Regions from separate parts of the Homo sapiens genome. Here region 1 is linked to region 2. Evidence: chromatin contacts called from ENCODE Hi-C or POLR2A ChIA-PET data. All regions are on one chromosome and are shown on one strand. The core of a region is the stretch at or near the end of the contact, and the rest is flanking DNA. Distances in the headings are between cores, read along the strand shown.

Region 1 (7,375 bases), core at 4,225-6,724, 42 kb after region 2:
TCAACACTGCAATGAGCCATGATTGATCCACTGCATTCCAGCCTGAGCAACAGAGCAAAACCCTGTCTTAAAAAAACAAAAACAAAAACAAAAAAAAAACAAAAATAGCCCAGGTATTCATCAACAGGAAAATGGATAAAGTGAGGCAAATTTATACAATGGAATACTACCCAGCAACAAAAAGCAACAAATCACCAGTATATGCAACATAATTCAATCTCCAGATTATGCTAAGTAAAAGTGTTTCACCAAAATGCACATATTGCATGATTCCATTATTTGACACTCAAACATGGGCAAAGCTAATCTCAGATGAAAAAGAAACAGTGGTTGTCACTAGGGCACGGGGGCAGAGATTAATTACAAAAGGGCATGAGAAAACTTTCCACGCTGATAGTAATTTCTCTATATCTTGGTAAGAGTTTAGGTTACACAGATGTATGTAACTGACAAAGATTGGACAAATCACATCATGCATCCTGCAGGTCAAATACAGCCCACCACCTGTTTTGGTAAAAAAAAAAAATTTATTGGAACACAGACATACCTATGAATTTAAGTATTGTCTATGGCTGCTAACATGCTACAACAGCACAGCTGAGTAGCTGTGACAGGGACCATTGTATAAAAAGTTCTCATTAAGTTTCCTCAGGGACTATAACCCCTGCAAAGCCAAAAATATTTGCTATCTGCTCCCTTAGAAAGTTTGCCAAACCCTGGTCAAAATCCACTGAATGGTGCAGACCGGTGATTTTATGATATGTAAATTTTATATGAAAAGAATAACCATACACAAATGATAGCTCTAGTTGATGAAATACGTGCTAAAGTATTTAGGGGTCAAATGACTCCCATTTGCAACTCACTTTGAAGTGATTTAAAAACTAAAATGAAGTGAAAGATGGATAGACGTCATGAAGCAATTATAGCCAAATGTTAAGGTTAATCATCGAATCTAGATTGTGGGTGTATGAGTGTCCATAGTATGGTTCTTTCAACTTTATAGTCCATCACAATCACCGAAAGACACAGAATATTGATTTAACCAAAAATTGTGATGTAACTACAATGCGAGGAGTGGGAAAGGATAGGTATTTTGTGTTGAGGGAGAGAAAAGGTAAAAAGGGAAATTCTCATTTTTCCTATTAGGAAGTTGGTAAATAATGTATAATATTCTTAAAGACAGAAGAAATAAAAAAAAAATGTTAAATAAAAGAAACATGTTAAAAGATTACTAGCAGGGCAAACTTTGTTAAAATTGAAAATGTTTGCCTCCGGGGAATATGAACCAAAGGTTGGGAGAGGTAAGAAAGGAAAGTGTTATTTTGTTGTTTTAAATCTTATAAAGTCATTTGATTTTTTAAGTTATGAACATGCACTGCTTTAATAAAAAGATGTTTAATAAAAAGTTAGATTATATTGTATTTTTGTTATGAAGAAATACCAATGATATAATAATCAGACTATTGTTTTTTAAGCAAAAAAGTGCCACAGGTTTCCAACATTTTTCTGAACATTACTTACTGTTTCTATCATAAAGATTAGACATTAACTACCAAAAGCACTTCTTAAGTGTTTAACATGTGGTGCTTTGACATACTACTATTCTCCTGTAGCCATAACTAGATGGTCTTAAAGATGATACAGCTTTATTACAAAGTCATTTAGACATATGACAATTTAATAACCAAAGTATACCAAAGAAGTATGATGAAAATGTTCTCATTAAGTGTATTCAAAAATTTCCTCAGTGAAATTATAACTTGTAACTTACCAAAAGAAAATAATGGTCTTCAGGTTCTGCCCTTAAATATTTAAAGATCACTTGCTCCATAAACCTTTCCATTAAGTCCCAATCTTCAACTATACCATGGCGGATTGGCCACTATTAAAACAAAAAGGGAAATACAAATTAAATCTTATTAATATAAAAAACAAATAAAAATACAAAAAAGGAAATATCAGATCATTAGTGGATATTAGATGAGGATATATTCATAGGTGTGATACTATAGAACATCCTTAAAAGATGTGTACTTAAGGATTTAAAGATAAATTAGTTCAATAACGCATTGTCAGATGGATGGTTCAATAAAAACAAAGTGAATATGTCAAAATGTTAAAAACTGTTAAATCTACATGGAAGACCATTGTACTAGTCTTTCTAGATTTTAAAAGTTTTGTAATAAAAGGATAAGTTAGCCTACAAAAATTAAGCCTAAAAAACTATACTTTATCACAATTTCCTTAATTTTTAATGCATTAGGCCATTAACAAGTATTTGTTGTATGCCGAATATAAAAAGTGCACCTGTAAGTACATACCTAGAATAATTGTAAGAATCAAGCACATAAAATGTTATAAGAAAAGTTTTATAAATGTTTAAGAGTCATGCTTCCAAAACTGTGTGCTAAGATACCTACTATGATTTGGATGTGGTGTGTTCCCACCAAAACTCATGTTAAAATTTAATTCCCAGTGTTATAGTATCGAGAGGTGGTAGGGCCTTTAAGAGGTCATCAGGTCATTAGAGGAATTAATGCAGTTCTCAGCAGGACTGAGTTAATTCTCCAGAGGGTTGAAGGCAGGCTGTTACAAAGTGAAGTTGTCCCTTGTATTTTGTCCCTTTCCTCTTCCATTCCCCAACATGTTATGAAGCAGCATGAGGTCCTTACCAGAGGTTGATCAGATGTGGCCAACTCATCTTGGACTTCCTCACCTCCAGAACCACAAGCCAAAATAAACCTCTTTTCTTTATAAATTACTCAGTCTCAAGTATTCATTATAGCAACAGAAAATGAACTGAGACAGCACCCCAGTGTACTACCATAAATTCACAAGGGCGCCGCAAAGTTATTTTAAATTTTCCAGGGAAATATAGTGTTACTCAACATCAGTTGGACACTGCGTGATCTACAAGTCACAGTAATTCAGTTTCAACAATAAATCAAACTATTATATATTCCTTTCAATGACATTATTTCTTACAGAAGTTGGTTTGTCAGCAGTTGCTGGCATAAAAACCAAGTTATCACATAAAATAACATCGATATAAAACAAGAAATCAGGGTGGCAATGTCCCATCTGATTCCAGGTTTGAGAAGCTGAGCGATGCCTAAGCATCCTAACAGAAATGTGATTACTCAGCAGTGAAATAACGTTTCCAATTTAAGTGTCTTATTTTTTTCAAGTGGCTACTAAGTTGCCTGGACCTAGGTATTTAATAAACAGAACTATCAGACATTTCTTTCGATCTAGGTGGCACAGTGAAAAACGTTACTGAGACCCTAACGGCACTGAGAAAGTTTGTGAACCTCTGCAACAGAATATAATTCCATGAACATAATACACATTCAATACCTAAAGTTAAACAAATTAATGAACAAAGAAATAAATACCTTGCAGTATCAATCCCTAACATCTACTTCTTACTCTAGTTTCCACACTACTTTTTAAGGCATTATACTTATAAAAGGACTTCTACTCCCCAGTTTGCTTTAAGGAAGGAAAAAATTGCAGTTTACTTTATCATTCAATTTTTAACATTATTAGAAGTTTACAAATTCAAATGTTTTAAGTATTATTTATTCATCAATTATTACTGTGTACCTACTGTAAGCCACTGGCACAAATGCTAAGGACACAGACATCCAGCATACAAAAAACTCAGTCTAGCAAAAGAAATATATACGAACAAATATTACACTACAGGTTTTTAAAAAAAATAAAGTTCCGACTGGGCGTGGTGGCTCATGCCTGTAATCCCAGCACTTTGGGAGGCCAAGGCAGGCAGATCACCTGAGGTCAGGAGTTTGAGACCAGCCTGGCCAACATGGTGAAACCCCGTCTCCACTAAAAATACAAAAATTAGCCAGGCGTGGTGGTGCATGCCTATAATCCCAGCTACTCGGGAGGCTGAGACAAGAGAATCACTTGAACCCAGGAGGCGGAGGTTGCAGTGAGCCAAGATCACTCCATTGCACTCCAGCCTGGGCGATAGAGTAAGACTCTGTCTCCAAAAAAAAAAAAAAAAAAGGTGGCACGATGGCTCACGCCTGTAATCCCAGCACTTTGGGAGGTTGAGGTGGGTGGATCATTTGAGGTCAGGAGTTCAAGACCAGCCTGGCCAATATGGTGAAGCCCCATCTCCACTGAAAATACAAAAATCAGTCAGGCATGGTGGCAGGCACCTATAATCCCAGCTACTGGGGAGGCTGAGGCAGGAGAATCTCTTGAACCCAGGAGTCAGAGGTTGCAGTAGGCCAAGATCACATCACTCCACTCCAGCCTGGGCAACAGAGTAACACTCTGTCAAATAAATAAATAAATAAATAAATAAATAGTTCCTTGAATAAGATGACCACCTTGTTTTGTGAGAGAAAAGGTTTCGCTGAGGAGGTCATATCTAAGCCGGGTCTTAACTCAGTTCTGCTTTCTGGCTTTTTTTTTGGCAGGGGAATGAGAGGTATGGAGGAACTTGTGGAGAACAGAAAAAGATGTATAGAAAGACAAACACTGCATGGTATACAAAAACAAAACTGAAGTTATCAATGAGAAATTTATGTGCCAAAAGATTTGAAGGTGCGTAGAGAGATATACCAGTTCTAGATCAAAGGGACTAGATTCTCAAAAATTTTCCTTTTATTTAGGTTTTATTCTATAAGAAATAAAACAGCAGAGAAATTTTTAAGCAGGGGAATAAGAACAGCTTTAATTTTTAGGAAGACTATTATAGCAGCATTGGGAAAGCTCAAATGAAGCTTAACAGAACCAAGTGAGAACAAGAGTACCAATAGTGGTATGGACGACAAGGGGCCACATTGAAGATTTCTCAGTCAATAAGAATAAGAAAGGGCTGGGCATGGTGGCTCATACCTATAATCCCAGCACTTTGGGAGGCCAAGGTGAGAGGATGGCTTGAGCCCAGGAGTTTGAGACCAGCCTAGGCAACGTAGTGAGACCCTGTCTCTACAAAAAAAAAAAAAATTTTTAATTAGCCAGGTGTGGTGGCACACACCTGTAGTCCCCGCTACTCAGGAGGCTGAGGTGGAAGAATCACTTGAGCCCAGAGGGTCAAAGTGATTGTGGAGGGTCTTGCAGTGAGCCAAGATCTCACCACTGCATTCCAACATGGGCAACAGGGCAAGACACCTGTCTCAAAAAAAAAAAAAAAAAGAGAAAAAAGTCAGAAGATGCCAACAGGTTTCCAGCTTTGAAGTTAGGATGGACCAGATCCATTAATCAAAACATAAAAATTGTGTTTTGTCTGATCTTGGAATAAACAAGAGTGGAGTATATATAATACGTTTTGTTTTAGATATACTAAAACTCAAGAGCCAGGAAATAGGTAGGTGAAGATGTAGTCAAGGAACTGAAAGTAGAGATCTGGTCTGTGGTTGCAGACAAAGGAATGGAGGAGATCACCTAGAGAAAGTCTTTAATGAAAGAATAAAACATTGAGTCACCCCATTTTATGAGAAGAGAAAAAAAAAAAAAAGGAGAACTGAAAGCAGTGCCTAGAGAAACCAACGTTTGAGTAGTGGGTAAAGGAGAAATCAGTGACAATAGAAACAACAAATAAAAACAAACAAAACAGGCCGGGCACAGTGGCTCATGCCTGTAATCCCAGCACTTTGGGAGGCCGAGGCAGGCAGATCACGAGGTCAGGAGATTGAGACCATCCTGGCTAACACGGTGAAACCCCATCTCTACTAAAAATATAAAAAATTAGCCGGGCACGGTGGTGGGCGCCTGTAGTCCCAACTACTTGGGAGGCTGAGGCAGGAGAATGGCATGAACCCGAAGTCGAGGCTGCAGTGAGCTGAGATCGCGCCACTGCACTCTAGCCTGGGCGACAGAGCCAGGCTCCGTCTCAAAAACAAACAAACAAACAAACAAACAAACAAACAAATATTCCATGTTAGGAAGATAACCATTAGAGTAATCCTGCAAAAGAAAGACAAATCAAGAAGGATGAAAACTGTTACATATAATTGGATTTAACAAAGAGCATATCAAATATCTTGAGACTCACTAAGAAGTGTCGTTTTAAAAGGAAAGAGAAAAATAGCTAAATTGCTGAGGACAGAAGGTAGGAATAAAGATTGAGAGAAGTTTTGTTCTGGTTTGTTAGTAGCACTTAGAAGACTTAAAAATGCGTTTAAAATGAGTGGACAGAATCAGTGGAAAGGAACTCTGGCCTCTCGACTGACTGACTTCATCACTTTCAGTGGTATCTCTTTTCCATTTTGGCCACAGTATAGATCTTATATCATCATCACTATCACCTCTCAATCGCTGAAATGCAGGTATACCCTTCTCTGATCACAACCTCTTATTATTCTAGCATACTCAACCACCTCAAGAGATCTCTTCTGAACACCAATTAAGACTTTTGGTCCACTGGTTGCTTTAATTATTCCCTAGCCATCAATATACACAGTCTAGATTTTGACCCATCACCTTTATTTCACATGTTCTTTTTTCATCCTGTCTACCAAAATCCAACCCAGCATATATCCCTAACATAAACTTGCCTATATCCAGAATGCTGATTATACCGCAGAAGCATTTGCACTAGGGTGCTAAAGACTAAGAATTCATAGTCATTATTCTCAAATGGACCTAACCTTGCCTGGCAAGCCTTTACTCTTCTACTCTGTTCCTCTTTACTCTTCACAATGACGAGTGTCAATGCCGCCCCTACCGCTAAGATTTCACCTTCTCCCCACATCCATGACCAGCAGATGATGCCACCACATATTTCGCAGAAGCAGCAGAAGCCAACAGTCAGGAATTCAAATCTGTAAAATGGATTCCATACTTAGCCTTTTTTCTCATTTACTTCCATTATAATGTAAGATATTCCGCATGTCAATTCAGTCATCTGTGTTCTGGATCTCATCCCTCCAGCTTTTTCAGAGACCTTGATTATACCTTATCTTTCCTGTTACTTTAATCTCTAATAGTTCTTTCATATTAGCATTCAGACATGTCTTCCATCTTAACGTTGAAATGTGTCTCTTCATCTCTCTCTCCCTCCCAATCACAATTGAAACTCAATGAACAGTACTCTTACTGTTACTTTTTTCCTGGCCTATCACTCAAAAGCCTACTTTCATCTAGCCCAACTACTCTTCTAAAACTATTCTCATTCAGGTTACAAATCACCACCTTGTAGCGAAAGACAGCAAATTATCTATGGGCTCTAGCTCATCTCAGCACCATTCTACAGTGTTTACCTCTACATATCTACCCATGCATTCTCAGTCTCTTTCGCAGACTTTTCCTCCTCTACTCAAACCTAACTGGCACACTGCTCTGTCTTAGTTCTCTTCCCCTGTGATATGTTCCCCTAGGTAATGTCAACCCGTCT
Region 2 (7,311 bases), core at 3,223-5,722:
TCTAAAACATTGCCTGGCACATAGTAGGTGCTTGATAGTAATTTTATATTTACCTACTTGGCAGCTTTGTTTTCCGGATGTACTCCTTTAAGTACTTTCTCTTATTAATCATTTCTAAACCCAATTTATCTTAAAGAATTTAACTTAATTAAATAATCTTTCATGGAAAAATGATCAAAACCAGACTTAAGACCATGACTGGGAAGCTTATAGTTATTTTTAATTTAACACAGTGCATTCAGGGCTTGCTGATGTGTGTAGACTGTTTCCATCAAATGTGAGAAAAGGAGCTCGACACAGTCTGACAATCTCTGGCAATGCATCTGGTCCTGAAAACTAGACCCATTCCCCAGAGAAGGACTGGGGCAGGCAGGACTTGGCAGGAGGTGTAGAAAGAGACCCAGACAGGAAGAAAACCATCCTGGAGACCTGGAGACATTGTTTAGCATCAGCAAACTCCATCAGCAGACACATAAGATAGTGATGTATAAAACAGTGTTTCCCAACTGGGGCAATAAAGACAGCTGCAGAGGGAGAGAGCGTTACCACCTCACAATAATTTTCTTCTCAAGAATGGTTCTCTCTCCTTCTCATGGTCCAAGGGAGAAATTCAGTTTGTCCCCCAACTCCCACCCACCCAAGAAAATATTTCCTGGTGTTTGGAAATGTCTGCGTTTTACCCACCAGTTGGAGGTCTGGCCAGCCTCAGAGCTGAGAACCGAGGCTGTGATGAGATGGGGGTTTGCAGGCTCGTGGGGCTGCCACAGCAGAAGGGAGCTGTGTGTGCTTCAGCTGTGGCTGCCTCTCCCAGGAGGTTCATCACGGTCAGAGGAACCCAGGATGGCTCCGTTGTCATCAGGGCCCAATCTTCCACCATCTAGCCTTAATAAATCTACAGCATTAGGAATCAGATTGGCAGCAACAAGTCATCACAGAGAGGACAGCAAACTCCCCAACCTCTCACCCTTAATGGAGCAGGAGTAGGGAAGCAGGGAGAGAAGTCAGACCCTGTGCCTCTTAGCCCCAAGTTGCTGGAGCAGTCCCACCTAAGTCAGCTTGTAGTAAAGGATAGGAGCTCTGAAATGACTTCAGACTGCAATTTTAATATACTCATTAGAACACAAAAAAGTGGACTGCAATGGATTCAGCAGAAGAGACGGGTTCACTCCCTCCTGTTTCCTTCAATGAGTTGGGCAGGGGAGGGGCAATAAAACTGTTCCAGGCCGTTCTTGGCATGTATATCTCTGAGCTACTCACGCTTCATCAAACCAGTTAGAGCCTAGAAGGATGTAGGAACAGGGACAAAGGTAAGTCCCTTGTCACTAAGCTTCAGAACTTTGCATCAAGCAAACAAGAACTGAGGAGACATACTATGTGGTAAGAGAACAGGCTAACTTAGAATATTAACTTTATCAAATCCTTTTTGGCTACTCAAAAGCCTTTTTCTATTAATTCCCACTTTTGCAGGTTCTATGAGTAGGTGAGGTCACTGTATACCCAACTTTCAAGTAAGGAAAAGTGCCACTGTAGGTAGGTCAATGACATAGATCCACTTCTAGCCATAGAGAGGCAGAGATTTCTGTTCTCCACTAATCCTCTACCTAAAGGGTATGGTCCACCTTGAAGGTACATCCAGTAAACCGAAGCTTTTTCTACGCTACTATATTCAGATCTATTGATTCTTCAGTGGTACGCTGAGCTATTTTTAATTTATGGTTTATTTCACTATGCTGTGACTAAGGTAGTGGATGAACAAATGTAAACATGCAAAGCTTTGAAAAACAGATTGGGGTGAAGAATTGTCCATTTACTTCTGCACATTTTCAGGTGCAAATGACATTCTATATTTCCTTAGAGTAAAACCTGACAGCTTATGACCTCTTAGTTCCTATGCATCTATTTCACCTCTAATGACACTACTAACAAGGGTTATTTGCACTTATCACACACTATGACAAACACATCTGTCCACTGACATTTAGGTGACTGCAGACAAATGGAGTTATAAAAGGCTTCAACTGCACAGCGCCTCACTGCTTAAGAGTAATTTGTGCTTTATTAGGCAGAGGTGAAACTGTGATGAGGACGTCACTGATGATCTGTTAGGTTTCAAACTTCAGGAAAGTTTCAAGGAAATAGCTAAGATAGGAAACTTCTTTGATTCAACGTGGAAAGTATTTATTAAACATTTACTGTGTGTCCAATGCTGGCCAACGCAATTTTAAAAATCAGGTGGAACTGGCTGGGCACGGTGGCTCACGCTTGTAATCCCTGCACTTTGGGAGGCAGAGTTGGGCAGATCCCTTAAGGTCAGGAGTTCGAGACAAGCCTGGCCAATATGTTGAAACCCCGTCTCTAAAGTACAAAAATTAGCTGGGTGTGGTGGTGCATGCCTGTAATTCCAGCTACTCAGGAGACTGAGGCACAAGAATCACTTGAACCCAGGAGGCAGAGGTTGCAATGGGGTGAGATCAAGCCACTGCACTCAAGCCTGGGTGATAGAGCAAGACTCTGTCTCAAAAAAAAGAAAAAAAGAAAAAAAAAAGGAAAAAAAAAGGCAAAACCATTAAAAGTGGAAAAAACAGGATAAAGGGATATATGTTACATATTATGTAAATACACACACATATATAATGCTAAATTGAGAATTACTGAAATAAAAAAATCAATACAGTTTTCGTGGTCTCATGTCTGCAGTATCAAATACTGTTAACAAACCTATAGTCTGACAAAGATGACCCATTATCATGAAGGAAACTATACACAGAGGAACCACAGAAATTAAGATTTAAGGGTAGGGTAAAATTCAAATGAATCAGCATTTCCATAGGCTCAGAACAAAGCAGGGCTGTGTCTAAAGGGATCAGGTGTGCAAGTGGGCCTAGGATCCTGTATCCATGGAAACTATAGTTAAGATAGATGTGGAATGTGTGTCCAAGAAGTCCTTATCTGAAGTTCTGCATTTCCTTTGGGAATCAAGGCTGCTTCTCTCTGTCAAAGTGAATTATGTAAAAGTGGGATGTTTCATTCTTACTGATAGAACTTTCAACCGTAGATTTTCTGATAGTCTGTGATTTTAGAGAAGAAAGTTTCTCAGCGAGTAAGAAGGGAAATAGTCACTCGAAGGGAGTTATGACAGGTTATAGCTGTAGCAGGTCCTTGGGAGAAATATTGTCTCCTGGCTTTATCTGTGTGTGATGAAGGACAAGACAGATTTATACTTCCTCAGTCTGAGTTAATTTTTACTTACTCACTTCCGTTACAACACTAAACACACACTGTCCTGCATTTTGGTTAGTAATATTCAGGGCTGTCTCCATGCGAGACTGTAAATACAAAGTACACTGTATTCCCGCCAAGGTCTGGCACAGTGTCTCTTATATGGTACATACTTAGAAAAAAATTTTGGACTGAACCTGATTACCAAGAAGCAGCAGTATTTCAAGTTCATCAACCTAAAGAGGTTAGGTCAAGTGGCAGGTTAGGGAGCTCTCCTAAAATTAGAAGAGCTTCCCACTTGCAAAACTGAAGGCAAGCCAATCCTCCTCAGCTGGAAAAAAACCATTATTTTAATAGGATTTCAATAGGAATCTATTCAACAAAGTTGCTCCTACAAAGGGAACTTTTCAAAGGAAACAGCTATGCACACAGGATAGCCTTCTGTGTAAATCCCGTTTACAGAAATATACTTTCAAACCTGCACCTTTAAGATTTTGCTCTTTTTATGGAGGATGACAACGAGGCTTTTCTGTCTTATCTTACCCTAGGCATACATTAACTGCTTAAAAAGGCATAGCCTATTGAGTTTTTATTACTCAAATAATGTATGTTCAATCATCTCAGCTCAAATATGTCATTATTAAACAATCGCACCCATTATAGAGAACATAATGACACCATTTGGAGTGGAAAGCTTTTCTCAACCCTGCGGTACCCCTTGAGTAAAGGGCTTTTGTGTCATAGAACACTTTCCACTTCATCTCATCATGAAACGTTAATACACTGCAAGGAGTTGTTTGTAAATTAGTCTGGTGGGTGTAAATCAGAGAACAGATAGCACAAAAAGTTGTTGTTCAGAAGCGTGAAAGACATGAAACTAGAACTTCTCTCTGTTTTTAATAATTCTAGGGTAAACTTACTTGGATTTAGTGAACATGAGACAAAACTTCCCATCTGATAAAGCAGTTCAGCTCTGCACCAAAATATAATCAAGTTCATCAATGTTTAGATTAATTAAAACTAGATTAATACATGAAAACCATTCCTAAAGAGAAGTCCTTACCAAGTATTCAACCATGTCCTGTTGATCAGCCACATGTATTAGAACTGGCCCTTATCTCAGAGATGACACTAAGGTACACATTCAAAGGCAGCAGTGATGACAAGTGTCAGGAAGGCCTCTCCATGTAAGATTGCTTTGTTTTTACTCAATGTGTGGAGCCCCCTCTTGAGGTCAGCAGCGACATCACATATGCATTACTACAGCTGCTGCTTAGAGCCAGGTGTGTAAGACATCTTAGAGCAGGAGTCCTACTTGGCACAATGAGATGTGAAGGGAAAGCTCCCTCACTCTAAAATAACTCAAGGCTACCTAAAAGACTTTTGTGCTGCCAGAACACATATTAATTCCATTTTTCAAAATATTTACAAGCCTTCATATGTATCTAACCTCAAGCAGCTTTTATCTCATTCTGAAGTGCTATCCCCAAAACTCACAACCTGGGATGCGGATCTTCTTTATAAGTGTTAGCTTTAAGCTATAAATTTTGAGTCCATTTTGCAGGTTTTATAAGGATACTCTAAAAGAATTTGGCAGCACATGGAAGAAAGCTGTTTGCTTTCTTGATAAGTGTAGCTTCAGCTCGTTTGCTTACTACTTAAGCTAAAATGGCCCGCATCCACTTTCTTAAGGAACTTTACTTCCTTCTATAGTTGCTCATTTGTAAGTTTATAATAAGCCCAAGGAGGCCAGCTACTTTGGAAAGGGTAATGATCTAGCCAAGGATGTAAGGGACCCCGAGCACATAACGCCTGGACCTCAGAACACCATACATTTTGAGTTCGTTCTTAAGGTAATTTTATAACTTTGAGCATTTTTAAGTTATTGAAATTTTCTGTGGAAAATAGCCAACTTAAATTATTAGGATACAGAGGAAAGCATACTTTGAGTAAATATATTTTGGGATATAAAATCAAAATCACAATCTTCTTCCATGGTAAAGCTCACCTTAGGAAAATTATCTTGGGAGCGGGATGCCAATGGTCAGTTCTATGCTAAAATAATACAGAGCAACTGGTTAAACCAATCCATGCCATCACTTAGGATTCAGATTGAAACATGAAAAACGTACCACTTATGTAGTTCTAGATCACATGTTGCAAATATGGAAACAGTTTCTGAACTTTCTCTTCCAGGGAAGAAACCTTCATTTATAGTACATATATTTTCAATGGACAAATGTAGGGCCAGTTTATGAGTGCCTCAAATCTGCACGATGAATTAAAGCCAGTTATCATGTATGTGTAATGTAATATTAAGGGATGAACATGTCTTACGTTTCAGTAATTATGCAATTAACTTCGCATCTTTTCAACTGGAGAAACTGTACAAAGTCTAACCTTAAAAAAATGTAGAGAACACTAGCAAGTACTGTAAAAAGAGAATTTCAAGGGCAAAAAAAAATAAATCTTAGAATGTTACTCAATCCTTTACCTCTCCTGGATTTCATTAATGCAAGAATGTAAACAATCTTATTTCTGATTTTGAAATTTTAACGTTACTTTGCTGTAGCTTGAATATACTTTTAAAGTTCCAGAATGCAAAAATCACGTATTTCATTCACCACTACCCCCAGCATCTTGAAGAGTGCTTAGCATATAGAATGTTCCAAATCAATACTGCTGATAAATAAATCCCACTGCAAATTACTGTCATACCCTAAAGAACATCTTTGGTTTTACTCAAGTCATGGGTATATTACTGAAAATGGCATGCTTTAAATAAGAAAATGAAATGCATTATTTCCATAGTCCAGATTCAATTTGATTTTAATAGCAAGCCTTATTTAAATATATTCACTTACAGATAAGGGCAGAAAAGAGAGACATCTAGTGGGTGGACGGAAGGAGTAAGCTCAGAAGCCACATCTGCCACTCCTTCCATCTCTTGGCTAAATGTCTCAAAAAGTCGTTTGTCAACTTTGTGAAACAGGTCAAAGGCATGTTGCTACTTCAATTTCAAAAAGAATACTAGAATACTAATGACGGAATGAAAAATCTTCCACTTGGGGTTTAAGAAGTCATTTCTCCTTGAGGGGAAAATACGTAACACCATTTCATTCATTGTTCTAGTGCCCTGAGGAATACTGCCCACAGAGTTGCAACCTCCCACTTTATAGAGGTGAAGATAGATAAATAGACAAAGACAGTACTGCCCAGACCAAATAATGCTATTTCTTTTGAGATATACCAGTGGCAGGGGACTCCACAGACATTCAACTCAGATGTTATCTAAAGGTGAGATCACTAGCAGATCTCTGAGCTTGAGGTCATTAAAACATATATAGACATATAACGGCTGCTCCATTTTTTCAATGGACCATCTTAAAAGGAAGATAACTTTATTCAACAAATGTTTAAGCATCTGCCACATGCCAAGCATTGTATTTTATAACATCATTACAAACTTCCCTTTTATTTGTAGCCTAAAAATGTTTTACCAGTCTTCAAAAGCCAAGTGAGGTACTTTCTAATTCATAAAAGATCCACTTAGGTCACTGGCAAGTTGAACTTTCAGCATTAGTGAAATCAGAAACGAGGTACACAAACTTAGCACCAATGTGGAGATACATAGCCAAAATGTGAACGACCTCAAGTATGCCCCGTGGAGAAGCTAAATTAGGCAGTCTGAAATCCCCATAGTTTTTCTGTATATGGAATGTCGTTTTTAAGAGCTCATTGCCTATTCATAAAGTCCAATCCAATCTCAAAAAGACTGCTGAGTTTTAGGCTCCTTCCTTAGTTCAGCACATTAGCCTGGTAACTATCTGGTAACTATAGTATCAGACATGACTTGGTCATCTGATACCTCCCTCTAGTAGTCTAGCACAGGAATCTTGCTATCAGCTTTCCCAATAGAATGAGTCAGAGAAGCTAAGAAATGTTGCCAAATTAATTTTGAAAAAAATTTAATAAACCATATGCTATTCAGTAAAATATCAAAAAAATTATAACCAGTAAGTTCTATTCTGCAACTACCTGTGTGGTCTTTGCAAAGTCACTTTTCCACAATGTTATTTATGTCAATCATGT

What was found. A loop is a pair of places that touch in the nucleus more often than their neighbours do. ChIA-PET counts read pairs that join two places held with the same protein, here RNA polymerase II (POLR2A). Pooled maps may share reads with other maps.
Region 1: a pooled map shows a loop between it and region 2 (1.9-fold over the local background). The contact joins two enhancer-like sites. A Hi-C loop is called at or near these places in 6 of 168 maps with a recorded cell type or tissue (B cell, CD4-positive, alpha-beta T cell, CD8-positive, alpha-beta T cell and 3 more), 1 of 37 single-sample maps with no recorded cell type and 8 of 50 pooled maps. POLR2A ChIA-PET finds 5 or more read pairs at or near these places in 7 of 52 experiments (B cell, CD4-positive, alpha-beta T cell, activated CD4-positive, alpha-beta T cell and 2 more).

The regions. Positions count from the first base shown.
Region 1 is chr2:113,921,855-113,929,229 of GRCh38, reverse strand. It overlaps ACTR3 (actin related protein 3), which reads right to left. Exons shown (of 12, transcript NM_005721.5): 4 at 1,775-1,885. Among named protein-coding and RNA genes, the nearest start is that of ACTR3-AS1, 35 kb to the right of the region's middle. Within about 2 kb of position 5,474, at least 3 of the 41 ENCODE cell types and tissues checked have a DNase peak (open chromatin) inside an H3K27ac peak, as active enhancers do; they include B cell, where a contact is called at or near this core.
Region 2 is chr2:113,962,977-113,970,287 of GRCh38, reverse strand. It overlaps a transcript of LINC01191 not described here. Among named protein-coding and RNA genes, the nearest start is that of LINC01191, 13 kb to the left of the region's middle. RefSeq lists an enhancer at 3,162-3,456. Within about 2 kb of position 4,472, at least 2 of the 41 ENCODE cell types and tissues checked have a DNase peak (open chromatin) inside an H3K27ac peak, as active enhancers do; they include B cell, where a contact is called at or near this core.